Linked DNA regions of Homo sapiens: region 2 is linked to region 1. Evidence: read pairs that join two places in POLR2A ChIA-PET (ENCODE). Cell type or tissue: B cell. All regions are shown on one strand. Links, peaks and the distances in the headings refer to the core of each region. The heading gives the core; the rest is flanking DNA. Region 1 overlaps ACRBP (acrosin binding protein). Region 2 overlaps CHD4 (chromodomain helicase DNA binding protein 4).

Region 1 (2,902 bases), core at 242-2,741:
AAGCCGAGATCATGCCACTGCACCCTATCCTGAGTGGCAGAGCAAGACTGTGTCTCAAAAAAAAACAACAACAGGGACGAGTGCGGTGGCTCACGCCTGTAATCCCAGCACTTTGGGAGGCCGAGGCAGGCAGATCATGAGGTCAGGAGATCGAGACCATCCTGGCTAACACGGTGAAACTCTGTCTCTACTAAAAATACAAAAAATTAGCTGGGCGTGGTGGCAGGCGCCTGTAGTCCCAGCTACTCGAGAGACTGAGGCAGGAGAATGGCGTGAACCCGGGAGGTGGGGCTTGCAGTGAGCCGAGATCGCGCCACTGCACTCCAGCCTGGGTGACAGAGTGAGACTCCGTCTCAAAAAAAAAAAACAAAAAAAACAAACCCAAAACCCAAACAAAAAGAAGTAGGGAAGAGGGATGGGAAGAGGCAAAGAGATAAGCCCTTACGTTTCTTCGAACAGGTCAGTGATTTTGAGTCAAATGCAAAAGTGACGGCAGGGATGTGGCCCAGACAAACAGAGATTCATCTTCTGAAGGGACCCTTTCTCAGGTCTAGAGGGTTCCAGCAGGGACCATGTCCCTTTATCCCTGCCTAGAAACTGAGAGATAAGACATGCTGGAAAAGGGGTTGAAGAACCAGCTGGAGCAGAAGTCTGCCCTTTAGGAAAGGCTTTCCCATTTTCCTTCTCTTCCTGCAGAGAGTCCTGTGTTCCCAGCCAGTCTCTATTCTCTCACCTAACACTCTCAAGGAGATAGAAGCTTCAGCTGAAGTCTCACCCACCACGATGACCTCCCCCATCTCACCCCACTTCACAGGTGAGACCCTCTCAGCAGCCGGGAGACCACCAGCTACTCCCACAACTCCCAGAGCCCACAACGTAAGGCATCCATGGCAGGGAAATGGGAAGCATGTTGGGCGGGAAGGGGGCGCCAGCAGACAGCTGTTTACACAAAGGAGTGTCAGCTTTTTATGAATACAAGTTAGGGCTCTCCTGGACCAGAATCTCTTCTGCCATTACTTACAATTTTGCCCTGAATCCATTTTTCCCAATTCCAGAGACATTGTTGCATTACAAAGGACCTCTAGGCCCTTTATAAGCTAATGTCTTCACTTTAGAAAGGATTGACTGCTAGCTACTCAGCATACTTGGTGTTTCCTAAGGGAGAGGGACAAATGGTGGTATTTGAGGTGGAAGTTAGGGAAGGAGGAGTGCTTGCCAGGGAGGTGGGAAGGTGATGCATACCACCAGCCTTACAGTTGCCGTGGTAATGTTCTTTTAGTTTAATACTTATGTTCTTTTCTGTGTTTTTCTGTGTGTATAAGTGTGACTTGGTCTGCTTTGTTTATGTGTGTGTCCCTCTGTGAACAAAGACACTCAGGGGCTAGAAGCCTGACTGTCTCTCTCCCTTCTCTCTAAACCCTGCTGTAGTGACAGAACGCCAGACCTTCCAGCCCTGGCCTGAGAGGCTCAGCAACAACGTGGAAGAGCTCCTACAATCCTCCTTGTCCCTGGGAGGCCAGGAGCAAGCGCCAGAGCACAAGCAGGAGCAAGGAGTGGAGCACAGGCAGGAGCCGACACAAGAACACAAGCAGGAAGAGGGGCAGAAACAGGAAGAGCAAGAAGAGGAACAGGAAGAGGAGGGAAAGCAGGAAGAAGGACAGGGGACTAAGGAGGGACGGGAGGCTGTGTCTCAGCTGCAGACAGACTCAGAGCCCAAGTTTCACTCTGAATCTCTATCTTCTAACCCTTCCTCTTTTGCTCCCCGGGTACGAGAAGTAGAGTCTACTCCTATGATAATGGAGAACATCCAGGAGCTCATTCGATCAGCCCAGGAAATAGATGAAATGAATGAAATATATGATGAGAACTCCTACTGGAGAAACCAAAACCCTGGCAGGTATAGGAAGTTTTGACTCTGTCATCCACCCTGCCCTCCCTTCTGCCTTTCTTGGGAGTGAGAAGCCCATTTTCCTAGCTTCAGCCTCCAGATCCACTCAGACCTGTCTGGACTTCAGGCACAGCTAGCAACTGCCTCACCAATTCTGTGCCCATTGTTGGCTTAAGCACTGCTCAAATGCTTATTCTCTATGTAAGCCCTGTACCTGGAGCTACCAGACTTGGGTTCTGGTCTTGTCTCTGCCCTGTTTAGCATTGCAATCCTGAGAAAGTAATTTCTCCTTTCGGGTCCTCAGTTCCTCATTTGAAAAATGAGGCGATTTGTCCAGAGGCCTCTAAGGCCCCATGCTAAGCATGCTGAATGTGTGTGACCAAAGCAGACACTAAGGGAAGGGGAAGAGACTGGATGTAGTTTCCTGCCCGGGCCACCTGGCCCAGCCCCACCCTCAGTGCTGTCTTCTTGCAGCCTCCTGCAGCTGCCCCACACAGAGGCCTTGCTGGTGCTGTGCTATTCGATCGTGGAGAATACCTGCATCATAACCCCCACAGCCAAGGCCTGGAAGTACATGGAGGAGGAGATCCTTGGTTTCGGGAAGTCGGTATGCCAGCCATACTGTCTAATGGATACATGCCACTGGGCATCCTCTTGGCCAGGCACTGTGCTAGGCTATGGGAGTGGAGGATGGGCAGGAGAAGCATGAGACATAGCTGGAGAGATTCTCTCCAAGTGGGACTCTTTTCTTAGGAAGGGCATTACCAGTCCACTTTAAAGGAGGAAGGCTCAAGACCCAGTCTGAAATGCAATCCAGTCCAGAATTCATTCTTCACCTCTTCACCTCCCTGAGTTGCCAGGCTTCCAGATTTCACTCCTTTTTTTTTTGAGACAGGGTCTTACTCTATTACTCAGGCTGGAGGGGAGTGGTGCGATCATGGCTTACTGCAGCCTTGACCACCTGGGCTCAAGTGATCCTCCTCTCATCTCAGCCTCCCGAGTAGCTGGGACTAT
Region 2 (2,902 bases), core at 124-2,623, 64 kb after region 1:
ATGTCCTTACTAGAATTGGTGTTATGTCTTTGATTCGCAAGAAGGTGAGCCCTGAGCCTCTTGCCATTGTTTCTAGGGGGCCAGGCGCAGTGGCTCACACCTGTAATCCCAGCACTTTGGGAGGCTGAGGCGGGTGGATCACTTGAGGTCAGGAGTTAGAGACTAGCCTGGTCAACATGGCGAAACCCCATCTCTACTAAAAATACAAAAATTAGCTGCACGTGGTGGCGGGCACCTGTATTCCCAGCTACTCAGAAGGCTGAGGCAGGAGAATTGCTTGAACCCGGGAGGCGGAGACTGGAAGGCCAATAGGAAAGGAGCCTGTAGCTGGAATTGGGTCTTCAACTTCTTGTCCCATTGCTACAGGTTCAGGAGTTTGAACATGTTAATGGGCGCTGGAGCATGCCTGAACTGGCTGAGGTGGAGGAAAACAAGAAGATGTCCCAGCCAGGGTCACCCTCCCCAAAAACTCCTACACCCTCCACTCCAGGGGACACGCAGCCCAACACTCCTGCACCTGTCCCACCTGCTGGTAAGTCTGCCTGTCCTATCATTTTCTGTCCCTCTCTTTTTGTCCTGGCCTATTTTTCTGCTCCCCTGTGCTCAGTTCTAACAGGGTAGTCTGGCAGGACACACAGCAATTCCCTCTCAGTTTAGGAGGGCCGTCCTAAGAATAGGGCTGGCTCTTAAAGGCACGAGAGGACAATTTAAGATGAGACAAACTGGGAAGAAATGACCTTCTCTCTGATCTAGTACCTTCTTCCTAATTGATTGTCTTTTATTGTTCTGCAGAAGATGGGATAAAAATAGAGGAAAATAGCCTCAAAGAAGAAGAGAGCATAGAAGGAGAAAAGGAGGTTAAATCTACAGCCCCTGAGACTGCCATTGAGGTAAGAGATGGGGTGACTGAATGCCATACTAAAGACAAATGTGTAAGTCCAGTCTTCCTTTTAGTTGCTGGCCTGTCTGCTTCATCTGTTTTGTTTTTGTTTTTTTTTCCTTTGAAGTGTACACAGGCCCCTGCCCCTGCCTCAGAGGATGAAAAGGTCGTTGTTGAACCCCCTGAGGGAGAGGAGAAAGTGGAAAAGGCAGAGGTGAAGGAGAGAACAGAGGAACCTATGGAGACAGAGCCCAAAGGTAAAGGTATCCACATTTTTTTTGTTTGTTTGTTTGTTTTGAGACAGTGTAGTGCTGCCGCCAGGCTGGAGTGCTGTGGCGCGATCTTGGCTTACTGCAACCTCCACCTCCCAGGTTCGAGCGATTCTCCTGCCTCACCCTCCCGAGGAGCTGGGATTACAGACAGACGCCATCATGCCCAGCTAATTTTTGTATTTTTAGTAGAGACAGGGTTTCACCATGTTGGCCAGGCTGGTCTAAATCTCCTGACCTCATGATCCACCTGCTTTTGCCTCCCAGATTGCTGGGATTACAGGCATGAGCCACTGTGCCTGGCTTTTTTTTTTTTTTTTTTTTTTTCAAAGGAGTTTTACTCGTTGCCCAGGCTGGAGTGCAATGGTGCGATCTCGGCTTACTGCAACCTCCGCCTCCTGAGTTCAAGCGATTCTCCTGCCTCAGCCTCCTGAGTAGCTGGGATTACAGGCATGTACCACCATGCTCAGCTAATTTTGTATTTTTTAGTAGAGAGGGGGTTTCTCCATATTGGTCAGGCCAGTCTCCAACTCCTAACCTCAGGTGATCCACCTGCCTTGGCCTCTCAAGGTGCTGGGATTACAGGCGTGAGCTACCATGCCTGGCCGGTATCCATATTAAGCACTACAGATCCCTGTGTGAACCATGGTCACTCGTGAATTTTTGCTGGGGCTGTAGAGATATCAGGAGGAAGCGACACACTGAAGAATCCTGCACCCTTGATTTTAGGTGGCAGGTTTTCCCCTAACTTAAGGTATCTCTTATGACTTTATTTGTTGTTGTTGTTGTTGTTGTTGTTGTTTTCGAGATGGAGTCTCACTCTGTCACCCAGGCAGGAGTGCAGTGGCACGATCTCTGCTCACTGCAACTCCCGCCTCCTGGGTTCAAGCGATTCTCCTGCCTCAGCCTCTGAGTAGCTGGGATTGCAGGCGTGCCACAACCATGCCCACGTAATTTTTTTTTTTTTTTTTTTTTTGAGACGGAGTCTCGCTTTGTCGCCCAGGCTTGAGTGCAGTGGCGCCATCTCGGCTCACTGCAAACTCCGCCTCCCGGGTTCACACCATTCTCCTGCCTCAGCCTCCTGAGTAGCTGGGACTACAGGCGCCTGCCACCATGCCCGGCTAATTTTTTGTATTTTTAGTAGAGACGGGGTTTCACCGTGTTAGCTAGGATGGTCTCCACCTCCTGACCTCGTGATCCGCCCGCTTTGGCCTCCCAAAGTGCGGGGATTACAGGCGTGAGCCACCACGCCTGGCCAAAATTTTTTTTTTTTTTTTTTTTGAGACGGAGTCTTACTCTGTCACCCAGGCTGGAGTGCAGTGGCACGATCTTGGCTCACTGCAACCTCCGCCTCCTGGGTTCAAGTGATTCTCCTGCCTCAGTCTGCTGAGTAGCCACCATGCCTGGCTAATTGTTTTTTTTGTTGTTGTTTTTTTTTTTTTTGAGATGGAGTCTTGCTCCGTCGCCCAGGCTGATGTGCAGTGCAGTGGTGTGATCTTGGCTCACTGCAACCTCCACCTCCTGGGTTCAAACAATTCTCCTGCCTCAGCCTCCTGAGTAGCTGGGATTACAGGCATGCGCCACCACGCCCGGCTAATTTTTGTATTTTAGTAGAGATGGGGTTTCACCATGTTGGCCAGGCTGGTCATGAACTCCTGACCTCAAGAGATCCACCCATCTCGGCCTCCCATAGTGCTGGGATTACAGGTGTGAGCCACCACGCCTGGCTAATTTTTGTACTTTTAGTAGAGAC

The links. Peaks named below come from ENCODE experiments on the same cell type or tissue, not always from the same donor. Only the 100,000 strongest peaks of a DNase experiment are listed, where the experiment ranks them.
Region 2: POLR2A ChIA-PET joins it to region 1 with 6 read pairs; 7 of 35 experiments call an interaction of 5 or more read pairs at or near these places.

What each region holds. Positions count from the first base shown.
Region 1 is chr12:6,643,132-6,646,033 of GRCh38, reverse strand. ACRBP (acrosin binding protein) reads left to right here. Exons shown (of 10, transcript NM_032489.3): 4 at 697-814; 5 at 1,429-1,897; 6 at 2,363-2,495. Among named protein-coding and RNA genes, the nearest start is that of ACRBP, 2.8 kb to the left of the region's middle. In B cell, for the core only: no CTCF peak of the experiment used is centred there; DNase peaks (open chromatin) are centred at 1,683 and 2,193; H3K4me3 peaks cover 873 bases; H3K27ac peaks cover 1,593 bases.
Region 2 is chr12:6,579,279-6,582,180 of GRCh38, reverse strand. CHD4 (chromodomain helicase DNA binding protein 4) reads left to right here. Exons shown (of 40, transcript NM_001273.5): 30 at 1-44; 31 at 367-532; 32 at 793-890; 33 at 1,008-1,137. All of the region lies in intron 2 of CHD4-AS1 (CHD4 antisense RNA 1), which reads right to left. It also overlaps SCARNA11. Among named protein-coding and RNA genes, the nearest start is that of CHD4-AS1, 12 kb to the right of the region's middle. In B cell, for the core only: no CTCF peak of the experiment used is centred there; no DNase peak of the experiment used is centred there.